Regions from separate parts of the Mus musculus genome. Here all the other regions are linked to region 1. Evidence: chromatin loops called from intact Hi-C (ENCODE). Cell type or tissue: heart. All regions are shown on one strand. Region 1 overlaps Slc36a2 (solute carrier family 36 (proton/amino acid symporter), member 2). Region 2 has its middle 13 kb from the start of Hint1. Region 3 overlaps Anxa6 (annexin A6). Region 4 overlaps Tnip1 (TNFAIP3 interacting protein 1). Region 5 overlaps Anxa6 (annexin A6).

Region 1 (5,000 bases):
ACGGTGATGCACACTTGTGATCCCAGCACTCAGGAGGTACAGGCGGGAGGACTAGAAGTTCAAGGTCACTCTCTTGGTTGCATAGCAACTTTGAAGCCAGCCTGAGCTACGTGGGGCACTATCTCAATAGCAGCAGCAGTAGTAACCAAGGGCCAATGAGATGGCTCAGTTAGGAAGGACACTTGCTGCCAAGGCTTACAACCTGAGTTTAGTCCCAGAACTCACATGGCAGGTTTCCCTCAGACTTCTACATATGTGCTGAGACACATACTCCGCACGCACACATATGCTCAATAAGTAAATGTAATTAAACTTTAAAAAAAATAATGATAATGAAAAAACATAACCAGAATTCGAACCCAAGCCACCAAATTCCAGAGCCAGCACCTTTCACGTCCAAGGCTGACATTGAAGGAGGGGAGCCAGCGAAAAAGCTCAAACAACAGGTGCTGTCTGTCCCTCATGATTTTGTATACATTTAGGCCAACATTATAAACAAGGCTCCCCTTCCCCGAAACCCCCACCAATGTTATGTAGGCAACTCTAATTAAATCCTGCCGGTTATTTAGACATGAAGGACAGGGGTGGGGGTGAGAGAAGGCAGTGGAAGGGACACAATCAACATATAGTATATACCCACAGGACATTGTCAAAGGTTGGAAAATGAAAATACAGGCAGAAAGCATTTGATGTGGAGAGCGTTCAGAACATGCATATATGCGTGAAATAATAATAGCAAAAGATCATTCAAAGCTATTGATATCTAAACAGTGGTTAAGCAAAAAACATGATCCAAACCGGTTTTGCTGACTAAATAGGGCATTCTGGAAACACAGCCTCTCTAATCCCCATCAGCAAGGTCAGCTACAAGGAAGCCAGCCGTTGTCGTTGGAATTAAGGGACCATCTGAAACTCCCACTCCCTTTGGGCTTGGGGGTTGGTGGGTTTTGCTGAGACCCCATATGGGGCAAATCTGGTTCCTTCATTCCCTGGTTATAGAGAGCTACCCCTTTGGATCTCCTAGCTGTAGCTCACAAATGAACACTGGGTTGTCTTAGTCTCTCCATCTCCAGAACCCCAAGTACTGAACCTAAGGGGTTAGAGAACCCCGCCAACAACACAATAGGAACACAAACTGTTGTGAGGAACCCTCCAAAGATGACCACCATTTATAGCCAGGTGAAAGTCTTTATTCCAGCAGGCTGGGACTATACTCAGGTATTTGGGGACTCAAGTGTAGCCTCAAACATTTAGAGCAAGTGGCTTATAGGCAAAATCTACATCCTGGTGTCTTACACAGCAGCTGAAGCGGGACAAGGAGGTTGAGGCTGGGGTTTGCACAAACAGGCAATTTAACAGAAACTAAGATAAATAAACCGAGACATCCTGGCCTCAGGTTCCCAGAATAGAATTGAGTGACTTTTCGTGGAATTCTCCATCAAAGAGATCAAAGTCTAGTTAAACCCAAAATGGCCTCCGCAAAAATAGAAGATGAAGGAACCTCTGCATTGCCTTGCCCTGTCAGGGCAGAGCTGAACAACAGGAATGGGCAACACCAACCACGAGTGAGCCCTCCTGGAGAGGACTGGCGCCCTGGGAACACTTCGCTTTCTCTTTTCTTTCTTTTTTATTTATTTTTTTACATTTGTTTGTTTGTTATTCATATGTACATGTTGACACATGTGTATAGGTCAGAAGACAACTTGCAGGAGTCAGCCCTCTTCTTTTACTATGCCCTGCCTTCTCTCTGTCTCTGTCTCTGTCTCTCTCTTTTCCTCCCTCCTCCCCTCTTTCTTTCTTTCTTTCTTTCTTTCTTTCTTTCTTTCTTTCTTTCTTCCTTCCTTCCTTTCCTTCCTTCTTTCTTTCCTTCCTTCCTTTTTTCTTTCTTTCTTCCTTTCTTTCTCTACGTTTATTTATTTCCTTTTTATACAGTCTCACATATCGCAGGTTAGCCTCAAACTAGACTATGCAGCCAAAAAAATCCTTGAGCTCTGGATGCTCCAGGCTGCACCTCCAAGTCGCTGGGGTTATAGGTGTATGTTGCTGTGCCCAGTTTTCATGGTGCCGGGGATAGAATCAGGGCTTCACACATTCTGGGCAGGCATTCTACCAACTGAGCTACATCCGCAGCCCTCAATTTTTATGTGCAAAGCTGAATTTCTGAGGGAGGTTTGGTTTCTCTTAAAGACGACTTCAATAACAGCCTTTAAAGTAAACCTAGGACTCTCCATCTGTCTCCCTTCATCTCCCACAGGCATGCTGGCCATCCTCATCCCACGCCTGGACCTGGTCCTCTCCCTGGTGGGCTCTGTGAGCAGCAGCGCCCTGGCCCTCATCATCCCGCCCCTGCTGGAGGTGGTCACCTACTATGGAGAGGGCATTAGCCCCCTGACCGTCACCAAGGATGCCCTCATCAGCATCCTGGGCTTCATGGGCTTTGTGGTGGGGACCTACCAGGCCCTGGATGAGCTGATCAAGTCCGGGAACTCTCCCGCCCTGTCCAACTCCACCATGTTTATTCAGTGACAGAGCCTCTCCTCGCCCACGGTGACTTATGTTGTCTATGAATTTTTTCACTTTGCCTTTTCTCTGGTCCAAGACAGGAAAAAACAAAACAAAACAAAAAACAGGTGTAGCATATCCCCAGTACCGTGTGTGTGTGCGCGCGCGCGCAAAGGAGATGGGGGCCATCTACACCGCATACAAGGTGTAGATAGATGGTCATTAAAAACAAAAGAAATGTTGGTCGTTCTCTAGTTTTCCACACTGTGGAGACCTCACCTGTGGAAACCGCCATCTTGTTTTTGTCATTTATCTGCTAATTTCCTGCCTTGAGTGGAGCTATGCAAAAAGCAACCACTAGGCGGCAGCAATAGCCAGCTTTTGGCAGAAGGTAGTCTCTGCCCGCTGAGGCTTTGGTTATTTCCTTTTCCTGACCATGATGGGGAACACTGTGCTCAAGGCAGCATCAAGATGGAGGGGGCCAGGGCCAGTCACAATGCTCAGATAAAATGTCACCATCTATGTTACAGATAAGTGTGTTGAACTTTCTAAACCACTAAGTCTTAGCCCAACTCAGAAATCCAGCAGTGAACAAGAAAAACATAGGGTCATGCCTATGGGCCAGGGGCAGCAGACAGAGACATCATTGGAGTCGTTTTTTTACTTCTGAATTCTTGCAATGAACATCTTCTGTTACCTGTCGGGCACCAAGCATAATACAGGGCTCTTATATAATAGTTTGGGTAAAGGTGTTATAAAAACAAGAGCTTATATAACATTGTAGCTTTGTGTACCCAACAGTAGAGTCTACGGGTCATCTCCTGAGTCTTGACCTTGTAACTTGCCATGGTCAACAGTAAAAGTGTTACAAATGGAAATTCGATGATGGCTTCCACCCTGAGACTGCCTTCTCTTTCTGCTTTGTGGAGCTGATTTTTCTTTAAAGTGTGTGTGTGTGCATGTGTGTGCACCAGAGAGAATGTTAAGTCCCCTGGAGCTGGAGTTACAGGCAGTTGTAAAACACTTAGTTCCTCAGCAAGCACTCTTAACCACTGGGGAATCTCTCCAGCCCTGCTTTCCACATCATGGATCTGAGAACACCAAGTGAAATGGAGTGTGTGACATCGTGCCCAGTCTCCTGGAGGATAGGGGACCATATGGAATAGAAACGACTCATCATGATCGAATGCCACACCAAGATCAACCAGCCTGTTTCTAGACACACGTGTGAAGCCATATGGACAACGTCCGCAGTAAAGTTGACCAGATCATAAGAACTGTGTACATGAGAGTCATGGCTGTAGCTCAATGACAGGGCATGTGCTTGGTTACCTGAGACTCTGGGTCTCATCTCCAGCACTGTGTACTGTGTGTGTGTGTGTGTGTGTGTGTGTGTGTGTGCCAAGAAGATGGGACCAAGATGACCAATGTGAGCTAGTGCCCATGAGCCACAGAGGGAGGAACAGAATACACATGTAGTTTCCGTCCCTTTGGTGTGCGGTTTCATAGGTTCTGGTGACTCTCTCTCAGGCACTTGCTGTTACCTATCTCATTGCTGTGAGAGAGGCGACTTGAAGCAGGAAAGCTGTGCCTTGGCTCACAGTTTGAGGCTCCAGTCCATGCTGATGGAGAATGGCACCCAGGCAGCCTGTCACATGACAGACACAGTCAAGAAACAGAATCGCCAACACTCTCAGTTCTCTCTCTTTTCATTTAGCCCAGGACCCCAGCACACTGGAATGGTGCCGCCCACATCATTACCCTAGTCTGGTCACAGGCTTGCCCACACGCTTGCCTCCTGGGCGGCTCTAGATTCTGTTTAGTTGACGGTTAATTGTGCCACTGGGAAAGAGGTCAGCTTAGCAAATGACACCTGCCTGATTGAACCGGCTCCTGTGTGTCCCCACCCTTCCATATTTGTGTGACGTTCAGAATATGTAGAGGGGACATTTGGGATCATCCCAATTCCCGAGGCCTGGTCTGCTTCTTCTGTGTCTTACTTTCCACACATTGAACCTCTGTGAGGTATTTCCACATTCCCACTCAGACGGGGGCAGGGTTGGCTGTCCACATGGAAACCCCAAACCCTTCAGAGTCCCTGCTGGGAGATGAGACTCCAAGCCTGGGCAGTGCTCAGCAGTCTGCCTTTCCAGGGATGGGCCATCTATCATCCCCATCCTTGACTCTGTGACAGACCTAACGGAGCCCCAGAAGAGTGGTCTTCCTCCCCCTGCTCGCACTTGGTCTCCACAGACAAGCCCCTATTGTATAAGATAATTGAGTTAATCTTTTTTTTAAAGATTTGTTTTTATTTGTGGTGTGTGCGCGCCGTGTGTGTTATATGCACGGATCCCTCAAAGGCCACAGAGAGTCTCCTGGAGCTGGAGTTACGGGTGGCTGTGTATGAACTCAGGGCCTCTGTAAGAGCACCAAGCAATCTTAGTCATGGAGCCATCTCTCTAGCCCCTAATCTTATTGCTGAGATCTTCTGAGTACAG
Region 2 (5,000 bases), 280 kb after region 1:
GTTATGGTTTTCTTTTGAGGCAGGGTCTCACCATTATAGCCCTGGCTAACGTGGAACTCAGTAGACCAAGCTGAACGCATAGAAGTCTACCTGCTTCTACCTCCTGAGTGCTGGGATTAAAGGTGTGCACCACCAATATGGAATAGCATCTCTTATAGCCCAGGCTAGCCTTGAACTCATAGTGCTGCTAAGGATGATCTTTAATTCTTTAACGTCCTGCCTCTGTGTCTCAGGAGCTGGTAGAGCAGATATATGCCTGGCTCTCCTGGCTGAATCTGATTTTTTTTTTTTTTTTTTTTTTTTTTGAGACAGGGTTTCTCTGTGTAGCCTGGCTGTTCTAGAGCTTGCTCTGTTAAACCAAGCTGTCCTAGAACTCAGAAATCAAAGGCCTGTACCACCACGCCCAGCTTCCTGATGAGGTTTTTTTTTTTTTTTAAGATTTATTTATTACTGGGGGTGGGTGGGTATGGGGGACTTTTGGTATAGCATTGGGAATGTAAATGAGCTAAATACCTAATAAAAAATGGAAAAAAAAGAGATTTATTTATTACTACACTGTAGCTCTCTTCAACACACCAGAAGAGGGCGTCAGATCTCATTACAGATGGTTGTGAGCCACCATGTGGTTGCTGGGATTTGAACTCAGGATCTTTGAAACTCGAGCACTCAGTGCTCTTAACCAGGGAGCCATTTCTTCAGCCCCCCTGATGAGTCTTCAGTAAAAGTTTTACCTGGCTAGTTCCCTGGGTCATTTATCTTGTGGTTCAGGTACCATGCCTAAACTACCAGCTGCCTGTGTCTGTCCTGCCACTGTGAGTGAGTCTAACTCACATCCTCTTGGCTGCCTATCAGGGAGACCTTAGTCACAGGCATCTCTTCTGTCTTCCCTGACAGCTAATGAGATTCGGGACCCTGGGGAAGCTTGTCCTAGCAATGCCCTTTGGCTTCCGTTGCTTTTGTAGTTATCTTTGGCTAGGATTATTTTAACAACCCCCTAACTGGTGCCTCTGTTCCATGACACAGTGCACCAGATTAATCTTTTACAGCACCCATGATGTCATTTACTTCAGTTGCAAACAAAATACAGAGGAATGCTCTTGTTTGCCTGGTTTTCCTGCTGTGCTCAGCCTGTGCCACCAGACCTGGGAGTACTGTTTCCTCAGACTCCTCCCCTGCCTAGGCACACTGACCCCCGAAGTCTGTCCTTGCTCTGTGTCCACAGCCACAATCTTTTGTGGGCCTGGGAAATCCATATTAAGATGTGAGTTCTGAATGGTATATCGCTCAGTCAGCTCCATGCTTGCTCAGAGTGTTTAAAGTTGTCTTTGTCCATGTTTGCCAAAGTTGTCATGCCTTGCCCAACAAGACATGAGCCAAGTGAGGTACCACAACACCTGCAGTTCTAGTACTTGGAAAGTGGAGGCAGGAGGAGTAGAAGTCACAGGTCATCTATATAATAAGTTCAAACCAGCCTTGGCTACATGAGATCCTATCTCAAGAAAAAAAAAAGATTCTAATATTTTGCCACAACAACCTAGTCATCACCCCTCCCTTTTTGTCTCCTTTTTTCCTTCCTTCCTTCCCTCACTCCCTTCCTCCCTATCATCGTTTGTTCCTCCAAGCCTCATACATGCTAGACAATCCCTCTATCACTCAACGATATCTTCATCATTTTTGCCCAAGCGGGCTTTGAACTTGTGCTCCTGCCCCAGCCTTCTTGGTAGCTGGGGCTTTAAGCCTGCCAATACAAGTTTCTCTCTTTTAAGGTTTTAATTTTTATTCTTGTGTGTGTGTGTGTGTGTGTGTCTGTCTGTGTGTCTGTCTGTCTGTCTTTTATGATGCCTTTGGGTGCCTGCCTAAGAGGGTATTGAATCCCTTGGAGCTGGGGTGATAGGAGGCTGTGAGCCATTGGACACGGATGCTGAGAACTGAACTGAGGACCTCTAGAAGAGCAGCAAGCATTTCAACCACTTGCTAGCTTTGGTACAATTTCTTAACCATACTGACTAGCAGCTTTCTTCCCTGTAAAACAGAGCGTGACACTTCTATGTCTCAGCAGTGTCTGTCACCGGTCACGCACCCCTTAGCTCTTATCTTCCCTCTTTGATAACGCCGTGCACAGCATCACCAGCAGCTTGAAGGCAGAGTGAGTTTCCTGCCTTCTTGGGCCCTTGTTTATTCTGCTGTGTGACCACTGGTCTATTTGTGGATGAATTCGTCCTCACACCTGATAAGGACTGCCGAGGGACGGGAATCTTCTTATTTATTCCTGTATGCTCCAAAGTGTCCCCGGTACTGTGCCTAGGAGTGAATTAAATGCAGATAGAAGGCAACATTGCATCCTGGAGTCCATACCCTACACTTACTCTGCCATCTCCAGTTTTCTTATCCATATAAAGGAGATAATATTAATGTTTTAAAAATGAGACATCATTCGACTGTGGGGTTCCAGGGGCCAGGAACTCACTGTGCAGACCAGGCTGGCCTCAAACACACAGAGATCTGCCCTCTTCTGCCTCCTTAATGCTGGGATTAAAAGCCTGAAGCCAACACTCCCAGTGAGGATGTTACTATTAATGCCTGCCCACAGGGTCAGGGTAAGCTGTGTACGCGCATGGGCTTCCTTAAAGTTTAAGAAATCTTAGCATGGTTGCTTGCTGCCTCCTTGTGGAGAAAGTTCAAATCATCATGAAATATTCCTGTGATGATCTAGCAGACACATAACTCAGCACTGAAAACAAACCAAGCCTCAAATGAGAACCTGGGCCAAACAGATCGTCTGACTACAGTGAAATAGATGTCTATAGCATAATACCAAGAAGAGATCTCCTTATAAATGACAACACATTTATTTTTTTTAAGAATTTATTTATTATTATACATAAGTACACTCTAGCTGTCTTCAGACACACCAGAAGAAGGTGTCAGGTCTCATTACAGGTGGTTATGAGCCACCATGTGGTTGCTGGGATTTGAACTCAGGACCTCTGGAAGAACAGTCAGTGCTCTTAACCGCTGAGCCATCTCACCAGCCCGACAACACATTTATAAAAATGAAAGGTCGACAGGCCAAATGTTGGTGTTGGATGATGAAAATCAGTTCATTTCACTTTCATTTTCTTTCTGATTTCTTACTGGTGTTTCGTTTTTGAGAAAGGGTCTCACCGTGGCTGACCTTAAACTTGCTATGTAGCCCAGGCTAGTCTTAAGCTTGCAGCATTTCTGCCTCAACTTCCTTTTTATACCTATTTGTCTTGATTCTCTAGAGGAACAGAACTCACTCGTGTGGGCATGCATGGGTGTGACTTATAAGAATGGCTTACCAGCTGTGGAACAGCTAGTCTAACAATGGCTGTCTACCAATCAAAGGTCCAAGAATTCAGTAGTTGTTTGGTCCATGAGACTGGATGTCTCGGCTGGTCTTCAGTACATGCCAGACTCCTGAAGAAGGAGCATCTAATGCCAGTAAAAGAAAGGACTTGCCATTGACAGCAAGCAAGCAAAAGAGAACAGCTTCCTTCTTCCATGTTCTTTATATAGACTGCCAGCAAAGGGTGTGGCCCAGATTTTCCCACCTCAAAAGATCTGGGTTAAGTCCGGCACTGGTGGCACATGCTTTTTTTTTGTTTTTAAAGATTTATTTATTATTATACATAAGTATACTGTTAGCTGACTTCAGACACACCTGAAAGGGAATCAGATCTCATTATAGGTGGTTGGGAGCCACCATGTGGTTGCTGGGATTTGAACTCATGACCTTCAGAAGAGCAGTCAGTGCTTTTAACCACTGAGCCATCTTGCCAGCCCTGGCTCATGCTTTTAATCCCAGTACTTGGGAGGCAGAGGCAGGCGGATTTCTGAGTTCGAGGCTAGCCTGGTCTACAGAGTGAGTTCCAGGACAGTCAGGGCTATACTGAGAAACCCTGTCTCGAAAAACCAAAAAGTGGGTTTTCCCACTTTTAATGATTTAGTTAATAAGAAATCCCACACAGGTGTGCCCAAATGCTTGGGTTTTACTCCAGATGCAGTCAAGGTGAATAGCCACCATGAACAGTAGTGACTCTGAATGTAAACTGTATATCACGTGATATCATTGAACTGTTAATTTGCCTAAATAGAAAACTGCTGTGGGGACATCAAGATGGCTTACTGGGGAAAGCCACGGGCCACTAAGCCTAATGACCTGAGTTCAGTTCTCAGGACCCACATGATAGGAGGGAACTGACCCCATGTGGAATGCATGATACAGCATGTATGTGCATGCACACATACAAATAAAATGTAATAAAGTATCTTTTAAGCCAAGTGGTGGTGACATACACCTTCAGTCAGGTGGATCTCTGTAACTTTGAGGCTAACCTGTTCCACAGAGTGAGTTCCAGGACAGCCAGGGCTGCACAGAGAAACCCTGTCTCAAAAAACAAACAAAAAACCAAACAAACAAACAAACAAACAACCAAACCACCAAACAAAAAAAGTAGGGCCTGGAGAGACAGCTCAGTTCTAAAGGACATTTGCCAAGGCAGAGGACCCAGGTTTAATTTTCAGTATTCACAGAGCAGCTCACAAACATCTGCAACTCTCCTGGAGATCTAAATGGCTCTTCTGGCCTCTGTGGGCACCAGGCATACACATGGTGCATTTACATGCACATAGGAAAACGCCTATACACATGAACTAAATAAGTTTAAAGATCTTTTAAAGGTTTGTTTTGTTGTTTTGTTTTGTTTTTTGTTTGGTTTTGGTTTTTTTGAGACAGGGTTTCTGTGTAGCCCTGGCTGTCCTGGAACTCACTCTGTAGACCAGGCTAGCCTCGAACTCAGAAATCCACCTGCCTCTGCCTCCCAAGTGCTGGGATTAAAGGCGTGCACCACCACTGCCTGGCTAAAGATCACTTTTAAAAAGAGAAAACAGTTGTAGGTTTACTGAGAAATGTCCTTGTCTTGGGGCTCATGCTAAAGTATTTAGGGTAAGGGGACAGTAAGCAGTAGTGTCATTCC
Region 3 (5,000 bases), 180 kb after region 1:
CTCAGGCCGAGGGGAGAAGGGGCCAACCTCAATGCCCTTGGGTGATTGATCCCACCGCAACCTGAGCCTTAGCAGAGACAGTAGGTGCTAACTGTGGCTTTCCCGTGGCTTTCCCTAAACCCTTGCCCCAACCGGGCTCTGCAGGAAATAGCAGACACCCCCAGCGGAGACAAAACTTCCTTGGAGACACGCTTCATGACCGTCCTGTGCACCCGTAGCTATCCCCACCTGCGCAGAGGTGAGTCTGTTGAACCCTCTACCCCTTCCAGTGTGGCAGTGGGAGCCCCAAATATGACCCGAGCCTTACAACCTTCTGTGCAGAGCAGACCAGCCAAGTGCCTAATTCCTTCTCTTCACTCCAGTAGTGGAGGGTTGGGGGACTCCAGAGCTCTGGCCTCTCCTCAGCCAGCTCCCTTCCCTTCCTTAGCAAGGCAGATGGCACACCTAGGATAAGGAATCGCTAGCTAGCTTCACCTCATCAGCATGCAGGGTTAAGGATTCTGAGGTGTGCTGCCATGATCCATCAGGACAAAGCAGAGAGGGGTGAGGTGGTGTAGGCCAGCCCATCACAGAGGTGTACAGTGCCAGTCCTGAAGTCCCTTCCCACTGAGACTTTGTAGCCTCACATGTACCTGCTCGGTCCTTTTCAACACGTGGCTGCTTTGTGCTTAACCCTGGATTGCCTCGATTCCAGTCCCCTACCTATCAGCTGTGTGGCTAAGCAGGTGACTGACTTTCTGCCTTGATCCCCTTATCTAAGGATTGGGGTTTTAGTTGTACCTCACATGGTTGCTAGGATACAAAACTCACAATAAACATAAAGTACTCGGTCTGTGCAGGGCATAAGGGGCTACTGGGTGTCACTTTGATTATTATATAGTAAGTTCCATCCAATCCTGTCAGGGAATAAGAGGGAACCCAGAGAGCAAGGCCCCCCTGGTGGTCTGGGCATTTCCTTTTACACATCAGCCTGGGGTAATAGAGCTTGCCAAGGGCTAGAGCTACTGGCCAGACTTAAAGGCACTGGTGTGGCCTACTCGGCTCCAAGTCTTATAGTAGCCCTAAGGCCAGAATCTGCCTGTCACCTGAGCCCTACCCAGTGCCCAGCATGTACTGTGGCTGGTTCACGGGGTAGGTCAGGTGACCCTCCCCAGTGGAGTTCATCTCTCCCTCAATTCTCTTGACCAGTCTTCCAGGAGTTCATCAAGAAGACCAACTATGACATAGAGCATGTCATCAAGAAGGAGATGTCTGGGGATGTCAAGGACGCATTTGTGGCCATCGGTAATTACCGGGCACCCGGGGGAGGGACTGGGGCACTGCTGGGAATGTGGGCAGTTTCCCTAAAGGAATGTGGCTTTAGCATCATCTTCTGCTGCTGATACTGGGAGCTAAATACTACCTCAGATCACCTCCCCCGCCAAGGCATGATTGTGGGGGGACAACCTGAGGACATCTTCAAGGCTATGGAGGCAGGTTGAACATCCCAGGGTTAGGACCAGGACATAGAGAAGGGCAATGCTGCACAGGACTGGAGTATGTTTGTGTACATATATACCACACATGAGACATACTGTATATGCACACATGTGACTCATAGGACACGTATACATAGCATGCAAGATGCGTTCATTCACAGGGTACACCCTGCATGTATACACTAGACATGCCTTAGGCATATTCTCTCATACCACAGCCTGCCACTGAGCTATCTCCTTAGCCCAGAGACCTCGTCTCTGAGCTTCTTGCTTTTTAATTTTTTTGTTACATTGTATTATTTATGTTGTATGTGTACACATAAATACATGTGTACAGGTATGCACACACCATATCATGTGTGTGGAAGTCAGAAAACTTTAGAGAGTTGGTTCTCTCTACTCTGTGGATCTTGGGAATTGAACTTAGGTTCTTAGGTCAATGACCTTAGCCTGCTAAGCTACCTCGTGGCCTGGAGGTCTCGAGTTTGAGAAGGTCTCTTTCCCTTTTGGATCTCATTTCTCCCTGTGTAGATATGGATACATACAAGCATATTGTTGCATCGTGTCGATACCTGATCTTACCAGCAGGTGGCGATAGAAGGCTTTCAGATTCTCTATCAACTGCAAAATGCATCTTGAATCTCAGGAATTCTAAAAAAAACGTGGAGGAACAGTGTTTTAGATTAGATAAATGGAGGGGTTGCTTACAATAGCTCTTCACCACCTACAGTGAGGCATTGTGATTGGAAGCAGAGGAGCTGAGCAGGAACTGTCACTTGAATGCTAAATGCCCTGGGCAGAACACAGAACCTGTGTCAGCTTCTGCATATCGGTAGTGGGACATGAACACTGGCTTTTCTACTCAGTCCTCAAGTGGCACAGAAGTTGTTACATACTCACACACACCACACCCCGCTCAGAATGTCTCTAGAATCTGAATCTCTACAGTAGAATCTGGTTTTTTGTTTGTGTGTGTGTGTGTGTGTGTGTGTGTGAGAGAGAGAGAGAGAGAGAGAGAGAGAGAGAGAGAGAGAGCTATAGGCAGTTGTAAGCAGCCCAAAGCAAGTGCTGGGAATCCAACTTGGGTCCTCTGGAAGAGCAATAAGTGCTCTTACCCACTGAGCTATCTCTCTAGACCCTAAAGTTCAGTCTTTAACCATCTTCTCCTGCGCTCTGAATGCCCTCAAAATTGACAGCCCTGTATCCAGCATCCCTTAGGACTTAAACCCCAGTTAAATATTCTGCTGACCTCAGTCAGCCACAAGCTCCTTTACCGCGGGAGAGATTCAGCTCTCAGACAGAAAGAGAGGTGGACAGAGGGAGGAGAAAAGGAAGGAGCTTTGTGGAGGGGGTCGTAAAGTGGCACTGCCAAGACAGACGGTTAGCAGTGACCCGCAGCCACCCAGTAGGCTGGTAGCAGTAAGTATGTTGGAAGGTTGGTGGCTGTAGTACAGAAAGCCCTGCCCAGGGTCTGAGCACACAGCCTCTGACCAGATGCCCTGCCTCTCTCTCTTCTCCCCTACAGTTCAGAGTGTCAAGAACAAGCCTCTCTTCTTTGCTGATAAACTGTACAAGTCCATGAAGGTACGGCGCCTGACCTGCTTCTCAGCACTGCCTTTCCCAAACCTACAGGCACAGATGTGCACCCTCCCCCAGACGAGACATCCGACTGCTCTTTACCCCACCTTGTTTATCAGCATCCTGCTTCTGGACCAAACGTAGTCTTCTTTCTCAGTCAAGGGTGTTTTAATGCCCACTCCCCCACCCCATCCCCAGGATATCTATCATGATTGATTTCTAGTTGCCAAAACTTAAGAGAATATTGCTGTTGGTACCCAAGATGCTGTGTACAGGTAGAAAGTGACAGAGCTGGAGGGAGAGGAGAGAGGGCCCTAGTGCTCACATATTCCAGATCCTGTGTTAGTATTTTGGGACTTGTATAACAAGTTCCCACAAACTGAATGACATAAACGTAATCTCTCATGGTTCTAAAATCGAGGCATTGGTAAGGTTGGCTCCTTCCCATCCCTCTCCTGCTACCCCTCTCCTGCCTCCCGGAAGCTGCCAGAAACCCCTTGTGTGTCTTCAGTTTGGCTGCATCACTCCAGCCTCTGTCTTTTTTTTTTTTTTTTTAATGTATGCGTATTCTGCTGCATTTGCAACTGCCTGCCTGAAGAGGGCATCAGTTTCCCCTATAGATGGTTCTGAGCCACCATGTGGTTGCCGGGAATTGAACTCAGGACCTCTGGAAGAGCAGACAGTACTCTTAACAGCTGAGCCACCTCACCAGCCCCCCATCCTCTGTCTTTATGTTCACATGTGTGCCTCTGTCCCTTGCACTCCTTAGAGCCACCCGATGGGTTTAGGGCCCTAATCTAACATGACTTCATTTTAACACATTACAATGGTGCAATAATTAACTTTCCATCTCTTTGGTACAATATCTGGGATGGGAAAAAAAAATCAACCTAAAAGAGGAAAGAAAGGATGTGGGCTCATAGTTTCGGAGCCTTCGGTCCACGGCCTCCTGATCTGTTTCTTGAGCCTGTGGTGATGCAGAATGTCGTGGCAGGGCGGGCGTGGCAGAGCATGCTACTTCCTTCCAGACAGCCTGGAGCAGAGAGGGAAGAAGGGACAAGGCACGGAGTACATCCACTGACACCCCACCTCACTTCCTCCAGCTAGGCCTTCACCTTCGCCACTTCCTAGCAATGCCATCAGATTGTATATTCATCAATGCACTGGCCCATCGAAGAAGTCAGAAACCTTAAGATCTGCTTCCCCAAATCTCTAGCTCTGAACACTGCACCGGGGAGGGACCAAGCCTTCAATGCATGAATTAAATTGGGGGGAGGCTACATCATCTAAACCACAAGGCAAAAACTCTGTTCTAAGGTTACATTCTGAGGTGCCAGCTGGATATGAGTTTTAGCAGGGCCTGCTCAGCCCACACAGGTCATCTGTGCTTATGTCTGCCCAGTCCTCCACACGAGGGAGTTTGGTTGGCACTGTCTGTGGAAGACAGTAAGGAGTGGCCGTCTGGTCTGGGAAGGCAGAAGGGACAGGCAGGTGGACATCTGCCATAGCATGACCTAGCTCTGCCCTCCCTTCCTGCTCCATGTATCTCTCCTTGGCTCCACCAGGGTGCTGGCACAGATGAGAAGACCCTCACCAGGGTGATGGTGTCTCGGAGTGAGATAGATCTGCTCAACATCCGGAGGGAATTCATTGAGAAATATGACAAGTCTCTACACCAAGCCATTGAGGTAGGAAAGGGGCTGCTCAGTGGGCTCTGGGATCACCTGCTCATGTTGAATGAAGGGAGACCTACCTCATTGGCTTGGCTATGAAAATATCTCTGTTATTTTATGTATGTGCGTGTTTGCCTACATGAATGTCTGGTGCATGCCGGGTACTCACAGAGTTCCGAAGAAGGTAGCAGATCCCCTGGAACTGGAGTTACAGACAGTTGTGAGTTGCCATGTGGGTGCTGGGAACCGAACCTGGGTCCTCTGCAAGAGC
Region 4 (5,000 bases), 230 kb after region 1:
CCTGGAGACAACTGCTGACATTTGTGTAGGAGCTGGCTCAGGATTCTCCTGCCCCCTGGTGGTCACCATCATTCCCTGCTCGCTCTTCCTGGGATCTTTGGAAGTCCCTCTCTGGACTGAGACCTGTGGGAAGACATTACAGGTTTACCCCAGCCTCTCTGTCCTTGGCAAGACTGAGTTTGGGTGTCTTAGGTGAGCCGTAGGGTCTACTTGTCACCAAGGATCAATGCCTCTTGTCTCTAGGGAAACAGGAGTGTGTGAGTGCTGGATCTCAAAGGGCCTTTGCCATCAGATCATGCAGACTAACTCAAATTACGTGAAGGGAGATGGTCCCTGAGAGAGGCAGGGACTTCCTAAGAGTCTCACTACACTGGCGTGGTGGCGCACGCCTTTAATCCCAGCACTTGGGAGGCGGGGGTAGGCGGATTTCTGAGTTTGAGGCCAGCCTGGTCTACAGAGTGAGTTCCAGGACAGCCAGGGCTACACAGAGAAACTCTGTGGGGCGGGGGGGTGGATACCCAGGCCGAAGGAAAGGAATCTGAGTCCTTGCTGAGTGGCCTGAGAAAAGCCATTTGACTCTGTAATTAAATGGAAGCTGAAGGGCTGTGTCCACACTGCAAACATCCTGAGTACCCAGCACTGCCTACCTCATGAACTTAGGGTTTCACTTTCACTTATTATTTCTGCTTGTTTCGTTTGGAATGGTCTCATTCCATAGCCCAGGGAACTCACTGCGTAGCTCAGGCCGCCTCAGACTCCATAGTCCAGCTTCTGCCTCCCAAATGAACGTTGGAGTCATAGGTGTGCGTGCCCACACTCAACTTTGCTGGTAGCCTTTCCTGCTGTAAACTGTAAAGAAGGTCTCACCCAGAGCAGGGCCTGTACTCAACACTAGAGAACCATGAGAGCAGATCCAGTGGGATTGAGTCCCTGGTGGGTGTGAAGATGGCTCTATCAACCCTAGCTCTGAGCCAGAAGCTTGCTCTTTCCATGTTAAAGAGGGGGGGTGCCAGGTGCCGGTGAGTGAGCATGACCTACTGCACCGCCCAGGCTCTGCCTGCGTCAGCTGAACCAGGACACTTGACTATAACTGGAGGGAGGGGCGGAGCTTTCTTAGAGAACAAGATCATAGAACTGGAAGGTGCCAGGTGTGGAGACAACCTACAGATGGGGGAAATTCTGCTGTTAAGGATTCTCATGCAGCCTGCACACCTTCTGGGTGGCTTACAGATGCCCTTTTGGTCTGGTCGCACCGCAGCAGTGCCTTTGACAGCAGATCCTTGGCTTTGCAAGTGTCTTAACCCAGGGCTGACATTGTGACATCTCCACTTGTCTCTTATCTAGGGAGGAAAACACGGAGCTCAAGAAACTGTTGATGAACAGCAGCTGCAAAGAGGGACTCTGTGGGCAGCCCAGCTCCCCAAAGCCAGAGGGTGCTGGCAAGAAGGGCGTGGCTGGACAGCAGCAGGTGTGTATCCCAAGCTCTCAAACCCAGGATCTGCTCTGCCCCTCGCTGAGGGAGCACATCTCCTCCTACACACATTCCAGTGGCAGAAGGTTCTGCCTGGTAGACTCTGTTTCCTGGTGCAGCACCTGCCTCCGTGGTATGACCAGTCCTTGGCTTTTTGTTCTGTCTTCACCCCACGTGGAGTATCCCGTTCTCTGAGACACGTGCTCAGAGCTATTGGCAGTCAAATTACATGGCTCTGCCGCCCACCCTGGCTGCTTGCTTCTCCCGCTTGCTGACTTGGATTGTCCAGCGGCTGCTCATGGGAGTTGGGTTTCAGTGTTTTGCTCATTCTGGGTACCAATACCTTGATGCATTTTGTCTTGTCAAAGTCTCCTTCCCAAAAGTCAGGTTAGTCTCTAAAGTGTCAGGGCTCCTAAGGGGATTGTATTAAGCTTGTGAGATCGCAACTTAGAGCTCTGCATGGAGAGGAAGACTGGTCTGGGGATGCCTCAGCTCTGGCCCACACCCCCACACCTCCAGGCCCAGCCCTGCCACACAGTGAAGGCCAAGTGTGCCTTGCTCCACTCTCACCATCCCTCAGGCTCCTGTAACCCAGTTGTTTACCTCCTCAAGTGAGTTGCAGTCAGTTGCAACATAAGCCCTAATGCCAGCTTTCTATGTAATATAGTAATGACCTTGGTCACTCACTCCCCACCCCGGGGCAGTGATGTAATTTACCTGCAAAGCCATGAGCTCACTTGGGCTCTTTTGCCTGAAGGGATGTCTCTTCCATGTGCGGGGCCAGCAGGAGACTTGGAGAGGTCATGTGCCATCATACAATTAAGATTCTTCTGTCACCTCTCAAGCAGATGTGGGGGTGGCCGGCTGAAGAGCAAAGCCTTCTCGCTCTGCCTCTCGCTGGCATTGTTGCTCACTGTTGTAGCCATGGTTGGTCTGAAACACACTGGGTAGATCAGGCTGGCCGTCAGCTCACAGAGATCCTCCTGCCTCTGTTGGGATTAAAACTAAGTGACACATAGCCTTTAGCTGTTGCTGTTGACAGTGAGCTTCCTGGGGCAGGCATCTGCCCTTTTTGAGGCCACCTTATCAGATAGATACCCTTTCCTCTCCAGGTGGCATGGTATGTTTACAGGACATAGCCTGTAGGGGGCACCAGAGGCTCACAGGCTCTGCTTCCAGCCTCTGCCCAGCCTGTGGTAGGACATAGAGAGTTGATGGGGCCAGTGCAGAACAGCTTCTGGTCTGAGCAGACACTGGCGACAGTCACTGCACGTGCACTTCTCGCCTTGTCCTGTGGTTCTTACCTCAACACCTCAATTGTTCAGTTTTAAAACATTTTATTTTGAGGTAACTTTAAACTGAGGCAGAAATAGTGTGGAGTTGTGTTCCCGTACTCCCTCCGTCTTCCCTGGCTGGCTTCTATAACCGCAGACCTACCTCACCAAGCATCTTACATAACTGTGGTTCTTACCAGACTGGGCACTGCCGTCAGCAGCGCTGTCCAGATGCACCCATCCTTCACTCCCTCCCTTTCTGCCTTCCAGAATTGAATCCAGGATCCCACGTGGGGTTCCTATCACAGCTCCTTAGTCTCCTCATTTCGGCGACGTGGCTCAGCTGTCCTGGTTTCCATGACCTTGGCACTTTTGAGTTATGCTGGCCGGTTGTTTTGCAGAATGGGTTTTGGGTTTAGATTAGATTGTGGTTGCAGAATTTGGAAAGAATCTCAGAGATGGCATGTTGTGCACACACATCTGCACATGCGGGCTCTCGGCACATGTGTCTGGGCTCGTGATGCTTGCCAGCCTCCATCACACTTTCACGGCGTTTATTTTATGTTGGGGGCTGCATGCGTGTATGGAGGTCTGAGGCAGTTCTCTCCTTCCACCATAGGCTCTGGAGATTGCACTCAGCTCATCAGACTTAGAGACAATCGTGTTCACTCACTGAGCCATCTCACTGGCTCCTCACAACTTCTAAAAAATATATAAGCCACGCCTTTTAGGTTAGGGGATTCGGAGTTGTTGTGGGGTTGACCAGCAGGGCCTCAGAGTTAAAGTGGGGAAGATGGCTGTGGAAAGAGCTGGTGAGAGGATGTGAGGCTGGCAGCCACAGTATGCATCAGCAAAGGGGAATGTTCCTCGTGGGCTTCCAGGAGGAGGAGGTCGTGGCTGAGACATGGCTGCTGGGTGGGAGGAGCAGGGAGATTGGAGACAAGGGGCTGAGGCCCTGGGAGAGCACTGGGCTGGGGAACGAAGTTTTATCTGACACTTTGGTGAAGGCTCTGTCTCTCCCTAGGCCAGTGTGATGGCGAGTAAAGTCCCTGAAGCGGGGGCCTTTGGAGCAGCTGAGAAGAAGGTGAAGTTGCTAGAACAGCAACGCATGGAGGTAGGTGGCCAAACTGGGAGGTCAGGGACGAAGGCCCCACCTGGCTCTCTGGTTCCTGTTGGGCCTAGATCACCTTAGAGAGTTATTGTGGAAACCATTGAACCATCTGCCCATGGGATAGATGTCTGTCCTCTCGGGACCAACCACAGGGATCACTGAGGAGACTGAGTTTGTGGCACAGGCTGAAATTATTTGGGGACCTTAGGGAGCTGGACAGATGGCTCAGTGGTAATGGTGCACGCAGAGGACCTGGGCTCAGTTCCCAGGACTCTCACATACCAGCTCACCACTGCCTGTAACTCCAGCTCCAGAGAGTCTAACCCCTTTTTCTGGCCTTCACGGGCACCCACACTCACCACATATAGATGCAGACCCGTATATTAAAAGGGTGAGCCTAGGAAGGCTAAGGTAAGCTGGACACGGGAGAGGTGGTGGTCAGTCAGGACAGTCGGCATTGGAGACACATGCTGCAGTGGGAGTGGCTAACAGTGAAGGAAGCTCCCACACCCTTGGCAGCAGCATTCTCTGTCTCCCAAGCCCCTCCCCACCTCCAGCCCAGGCCACTAGCCTGTCCTTGTCCCTCCTCACACAGTTGAGGTCTTCCCGACCTCTTCTTCCCCACCCCTCTTTCTTCACACACATCTGAAGTCTTACTTACATTCATATTCTAGATTGACTCATCTCTCAGAAGGAAAAGAATGTTCATTATGTAATGAACCAAGAGTCTCCCTCCAGATGGCTGCCGCTGACATCAGCTCACTGTGTTCCCTTGGGGTTGTTTGGTTTTCCTTTTTTCTGTGGCACTAGGAACTGAACCTGGGGCCTCACTGAGCTGCCTCTGCGATCCTTGAACTCAGCCTTCTTCCCTCAGGCCCCTAAGTAGCTGAGGTTACAGACATGGTTTTTTTAATGCAGAAAAAAAAAAAAAAAAAAAAAAGACATACTGCTTTTCAGATAAGTTTTTCTCTTTTACAATTGTCTCAGGAGGTCTGTTCAGATCAATAGCATAAGCCAGTTCTCCCGTGTCTAAGTACTTTTGTCATTGGTAGTAATCTGAAGTCTGAATATCTTCTCCCATCTCCTGTCCTTTTATTTATAGTGATGTAGAGTTGTTTTTCTTTCCTGAGTAACTGCTGTGTCA
Region 5 (5,000 bases), 160 kb after region 1:
AAGGCCACCATCTGCCTTCTTTGTTCCTAGCTTGAATTTTTTATTATGAAAATATTACTTCTGCACATGCTAGTGTCTCTTGTCCACGAAACCTCACTCCAAACACTGTCCCTCATGCCTTCATGTCTTCCAGGGCCTAGGGACCCGAGACAACACTCTGATCCGCATCATGGTCTCCAGGAGCGAGCTGGATATGCTTGACATCCGGGAGATCTTCCGGACCAAGTATGAGAAGTCACTCTACAGCATGATCAAGGTGAGCAGACTTTGGGGTGGTAGGGGTGGCAGGGATGGGGAGCAGAGACCTCCCACCACCACCTTCCCAGGTCTTGGGAGCCTCTACACAGCAGCATGTGGGTCTTGGGTATTAGAAGAGTTCTTGCTATAGTGCATTTTCAAGGAAGTTCAAGCTGGTGACAAAGGAAGGCATGGAGTCTGGAATGATGGCTCAGCACCGGTTGTTCTAGCAGAGGACCCAGGTTCAGTTCCCAGCACCCATATGAGGGCTCACCACTATCTCTAAGTCCAGATCTAGAAAAATCTAATGCCCTCTTCTGGCCTCCCTAGGCACTGCAACCACATAGCAAGTATAAATATATGTAGACAAACACTCTTAAGTATAGATGGATGGAGGGATGGATAGATAGATAGATAGAAAGATAGATAGATAGATAGATCTTTATTTACATTTGTCTATCTATCAGAGCTACACAGAGAATGCTGTCTTGGGAGGTGAGGAGAGGAGGTAAAAGAAAAGACATGGCTGGATCCTGTAGGGCTTGTACTTAGAGTTAATGGCCAGGATGCTGTCCCAAGGGCAGTGGGTATCCACAATCTGCAGAGAAGTTCACTGAAGAACACAAATGAGCATTAGAAAACCCTGGAGCCTGCTGGGTGACTAATGCCGTCTCAGGGGTAGCCATCCCGTGAGGCCTTGCCAAGAGATTGTCAGATGTAATAATTTTATAAGCTAATGGGGAAAAAATTTAGTTTGTACTCATGAATGATATCCAAAGAGGATTTTTTTATGGGTATCATGCACTGAACATTCCATGGGGAAAAAAGTTTGGGAAAATCTAGAATAAACAAAGATGCTGTTGCACAGGGCCTTTACCTGGGAACTTCTCACAGCCGTTGTCTTTTGAGGTCCATTCCAAAGCGTCGAGGGATAAGCCGTCTCTATTAACATACGGCTTGGTCAAATATTTGTTTGATTTTGAGCATTTTCCCGTGGGTGTGTTTATGGAATTCTACTTCCAGGAAATGGTTCCCATGGAAGTGCTATATATACCTGGGAGAGTGGAATGTCAGGGCCATGGGGAAATAGCATCTCAGAATGCCACGTCTAGTGAAGTCAGCATGGCGGCCAGCTGTTATCACTGGGAAGTATTTCTACCACAGGAAAGGTGGCAAACAACACACGCCAGAGACTTGTTCCTTCCTGTCTTTCCCAGAGCTGGTTGCTGGATAGTGACCAGCCATACACTGTTGGGGGCCTGAGCCACTGCAGGCAGGAGAAAAGGGGGAGCTGGTGTAAGTGTTCTGCCTCCCCTTCTTGTCCAAGAAGAGCCACGGCTGTGTTTGAGGTCACCTTTTCTCCTCTCTTTCCCCAGAATGATACTTCCGGTGAATACAAGAAGGCTCTGCTGAAGCTGTGTGGAGGAGATGATGAGTAAGTGACTTCTAGGCCCCAGGATGGAAAGACGGCCTGACTCTTCCAGCGCCTGTCCCAGTGGATGGGTGGATTGCATGAGCCTGGGTCTCTTTTGAGGCTGGAATGACAAATGAGGGAAAGTGACCCTCAGTATTCCAGTCTCTGCTGTCTTGGGGACCGTGTGTCTGAACAAGTGTGGCTACTATATATGGAACTCTCTGCTCTGTGAACTTGGAGGTCGATCTGGTGTCTGGACTGGGGATTAGAATTCAGGGGACTTAAGCTGGTCATGGTGGCACACGCCAGAGCCAAACAGATCTCTGTGAGTCCAGACTGGTCTATGTAACAAATTCCAGACTAGCCAGGACTGAGTAGTGAGACCCTGTTTCAAAAACTGATAGGGGAAGGAGCCAGGGGAAGGAGCCAGGAGAAGCAGGTCTGGGAAGCCCACCTGTAAGAAAGCCTAGGGATGAGGATTGGCCTGTGACTTCCTATGGCTTCTTCCTATGACTGCCATGGGTTCTGTGGAGAGCCTGGCAAAGAGATGAGGTGGCAGGTGAGCTACAGGGACCCTTCCTGGAATATTAAACTAGGTGACTGTGCCATAACACAGCCAAATTTATACCGAGGACATGGTGGGTTCTTAGACTCCCTTCTCCAGGGTTCAACAGTCAGTTAAGGAAGGGACATAAGGGCTTCCTGTTGACTATGCTCACTGCCACAGAGGCCAGAAATCCCTCCACACACACTGGCCCCTCACATGGCCTGGTGCCTTGCAAAAAGGTAAAGGGATGAAGCAGCCATGCCCTGCCCTTGGCTTATTTGGAAGGGGATTTGCACAGGAGTCACCCTGCTGTGATGAACAAAGAAGAGGTTGAAGGACTGCCCTACTTGGTCCTGGACCAACAAGGCTGCTAGGGAAAGCCCCACTGCATGCATAGGTTAGAGGGAGCTTAGGGGAAGCCAGAAGAATCGTGGCACTAGAAAGTCCTCGGATGAACTCATGCTACAGAAGAAACAAAGCCAAACAGGTCTGTGTTAGTGTGTGTGTGTGTGTGTGTGTGTGTGTGTGTGTGTGTGTGTGTGTGTGTGTGTGTGTGTGTGTGGTGTATTTGGCATAAGAGTGTTCTAGAAGTATGGGGTGTAGCCCATGATGACATTCCCTCCCATCCTCTCCCCGAACCCCTCCATTGTTCCAGTGCCGCTGGCCAGTTCTTCCCGGAGGCAGCACAGGTGGCCTATCAGATGTGGGAACTTAGTGCAGTGTCCCGAGTCGAGGTCAGACCCTCCCCACTTCCTGCTTGATCTCCTAATCACTGGCTTCCCCTTCTGCTTGCACCTTGCCACTGTACGCTGGTTGGCCCCTAGCTGCCCTCTGGTGGCCAACCCGAGCTGCGGCATCTTATATCTGAAGTTTCCAGATCTCTGCGCTGGTTCGTCCTAACAGCCCAGGGAGCATCCTGCCTGCTCTCCACTAACAAGGCTTCCTCCAGTGAGCCCCGAGGTTCCACGAGGGCCTCTGCATCCTGGGCCTGGCAGTTGGGCTTTGCATCCTGAGAGCAGAGAGGGCACTCCTGCTACTGTTGTTACTGCAGGATTTCGGGGGGTATACTCCTGAGCACTGTCACACCCAGGGGTCCACACTGGACGGGACAAAAGGTTTCACACAGGCTCCTGGCAAACTACTCCAGATACTGCTGGGTCCTCACCTTCCCTCCTGGCCTCTATGCCTGAACCTTTCAAATGAGGGGGTTAGACATGGCAGTCCTGGTGGCCTAAAGGCTCTTGAACGCTGAACTTCTATTCTACTCTTCCCTAAATTTGAAGGCAAATGCTGCCACTGAGGGAGACCTCGGGTTATCTGAGGAATGAGCTTGGCTTGGCCGATGAAAGTGCCTCCGCAAGTGTTAAGTGACACCCAAGCTCACAGAGAACCTACTGCTTTTCAGTTCCACCAGCCTTTCTGATAAGTAAAGAGAAAGCGGCTTGGTGCCACATCTGTGCTATACGAGGCGCCTGCCCTTTTACACCGAGAGCCGTGGCTTTGGCAAGCAGTAGCACCTTAAATTTGGTGACCTTTAACTTAAGTGGGGGCTAGTATTACATTCATTTTTATGAATTGGCATCTGTTAATAACATAGGATAATTTTTTTTCTAATTTGTGATAGTATATAAAGTATAAAATTATTTTTATCATAAAACTAGGGATATAGCTCAGTAGTAGAGCATTTGCCTAGCAAACACAAGATTTTTGGTTTAATTGCGACCACTGAAAAATTATTTTCACCTATTTATTAATTTGATAATACTTCTTAAATGTCTATTATATGTCAGGGACTTGTTAGCATAAGAGGAGATATACATATATACAAAAGACTAGGTGTGGTGGTGCATGCCTTTAAACCCAGCACTCAGGAGGCAGAGTCAGGTGGATCTCTATAAGTTTGAGCCCAGTCTGTTCTATGTAATGAGTTTCAGGCTAACCATGGCTACAGAGTAAAACTCTGTGTTAAGGAAAAAACAAACAAAAAGACAAAGATCACACAGTATGATGGCACATGCCTATAATCTCAGCACTTAGCAGGGAGTGGCAGAAGGGTCAGGAGTTCAAGGACAGCCTTTACTTATATGTAGTTTAGTTTGAAGTTGCCTAGGCTACATGAGATCCTGTCTTTTTTTTTTTTTTTAATTGCCTTTTATGAGTATTTAAACGTACTTCAAAATAGATCTATCCAGAAGGTGTTGTTTAGCATGTCAGACACTCCCCCCTCACCCCCGCCCCAATTATTCTAAATAAAACTGTTTAAGCAAAGGTCAGACATGGTGATGAACTTTAGTTCCAGCATTCAAGGAGCTAGAGGCAGGCAGATCTCTGAGTTTGAGGCCTACATAGTGAGTTCCAGGCCAGGCAGAGGGACGTAATGAGACCCTGTCTCCAAACAGAATAAAACAACTGCAAAGCCCAAAAATCACTTAAGCAAAATTAAAAAGAAATAGCAGATATGGAAAGCAGCAGGAACGTCATTGGGTCAGGACTAAAATCTGGAAACCATTTCTGCTTCTGAGTCTTTGGGCCTCGTTATGGGGAGCCATGGCTACATCAGGCATCGGGGCCCTGGGGCAGGGTGAATAGGATGCTGAGAGGCCCCAACGGAATGTTCAGCCTCTGGAGCTGGGACAGAGCCAAGTCCGATTGCAGGAGCTGCCCCTTCCCTGCCCAGCACTCACCTGTCCCCAGGCCCACGACTCTCTGCTCTCTCAGCCCTGGGTGGCTTTGTCTGCTGTGCCTCCTTCCCCAGGCTGCCCAGCTTGGGCCTCAGTCTGGAAAGCCCTTGCCACTTACTCT

Evidence for each region. Peaks named below come from ENCODE experiments on the same cell type or tissue, not always from the same donor. Only the 100,000 strongest peaks of a DNase experiment are listed, where the experiment ranks them.
Region 2: a loop joins it to region 1, with 4 times the contacts of the local background. A loop is called at or near these places in 8 of 42 quality-filtered maps.
Region 3: it touches region 1 in a loop (4-fold over the local background); 13 of 42 quality-filtered maps call a loop at or near these places.
Region 4: a loop joins it to region 1, with 4 times the contacts of the local background. A loop is called at or near these places in 3 of 42 quality-filtered maps.
Region 5: a loop joins it to region 1, with 4 times the contacts of the local background. A loop is called at or near these places in 17 of 42 quality-filtered maps.

Annotation. Positions count from the first base shown.
Region 1 is chr11:55,156,870-55,161,869 of GRCm38, reverse strand. Slc36a2 (solute carrier family 36 (proton/amino acid symporter), member 2) reads left to right here. Exons shown (of 10, transcript NM_153170.3): 10 at 2,255-3,402. The coding sequence ends at 2,526. Among named protein-coding and RNA genes, the nearest start is that of Slc36a3, 7.7 kb to the right of the region's middle. In heart, a CTCF peak has its summit at 2,855 (motif pointing right); a DNase peak (open chromatin) is centred at 2,869.
Region 2 is chr11:54,877,234-54,882,233 of GRCm38, reverse strand. No RefSeq gene overlaps it. Among named protein-coding and RNA genes, the nearest start is that of Hint1, 13 kb to the right of the region's middle. RefSeq lists an enhancer at 1-3,048. In heart, CTCF peaks have their summits at 618 (motif pointing right) and 2,665 (motif pointing left); DNase peaks (open chromatin) are centred at 963, 2,153 and 2,613; H3K27ac peaks cover 2,531 bases.
Region 3 is chr11:54,981,360-54,986,359 of GRCm38, reverse strand. Anxa6 (annexin A6) reads left to right here. Exons shown (of 26, transcript NM_013472.5): 22 at 145-238; 23 at 1,189-1,284; 24 at 3,004-3,062; 25 at 4,622-4,744. Among named protein-coding and RNA genes, the nearest start is that of Tnip1, 21 kb to the right of the region's middle. In heart, CTCF peaks have their summits at 2,068 (motif pointing right) and 3,643 (motif pointing right); a DNase peak (open chromatin) is centred at 1,069; H3K27ac peaks cover 960 bases.
Region 4 is chr11:54,925,563-54,930,562 of GRCm38, reverse strand. Tnip1 (TNFAIP3 interacting protein 1) reads left to right here. Exons shown (of 19, transcript NM_001199275.2): 9 at 1,345-1,468; 10 at 3,770-3,859. Among named protein-coding and RNA genes, the nearest start is that of Gpx3, 25 kb to the right of the region's middle. In heart, CTCF peaks have their summits at 58 (motif pointing left) and 2,614 (motif pointing right); DNase peaks (open chromatin) are centred at 62, 2,632 and 2,989; H3K27ac peaks cover 3,200 bases.
Region 5 is chr11:54,996,467-55,001,466 of GRCm38, reverse strand. It overlaps Anxa6 (annexin A6), which reads left to right. Exons shown (of 26, transcript NM_013472.5): 12 at 134-256; 13 at 1,614-1,672; 14 at 2,854-2,932. Among named protein-coding and RNA genes, the nearest start is that of Gm19911, 21 kb to the left of the region's middle. In heart, CTCF peaks have their summits at 539 (motif pointing left) and 3,036 (motif pointing left); a DNase peak (open chromatin) is centred at 2,946; H3K27ac peaks cover 1,623 bases.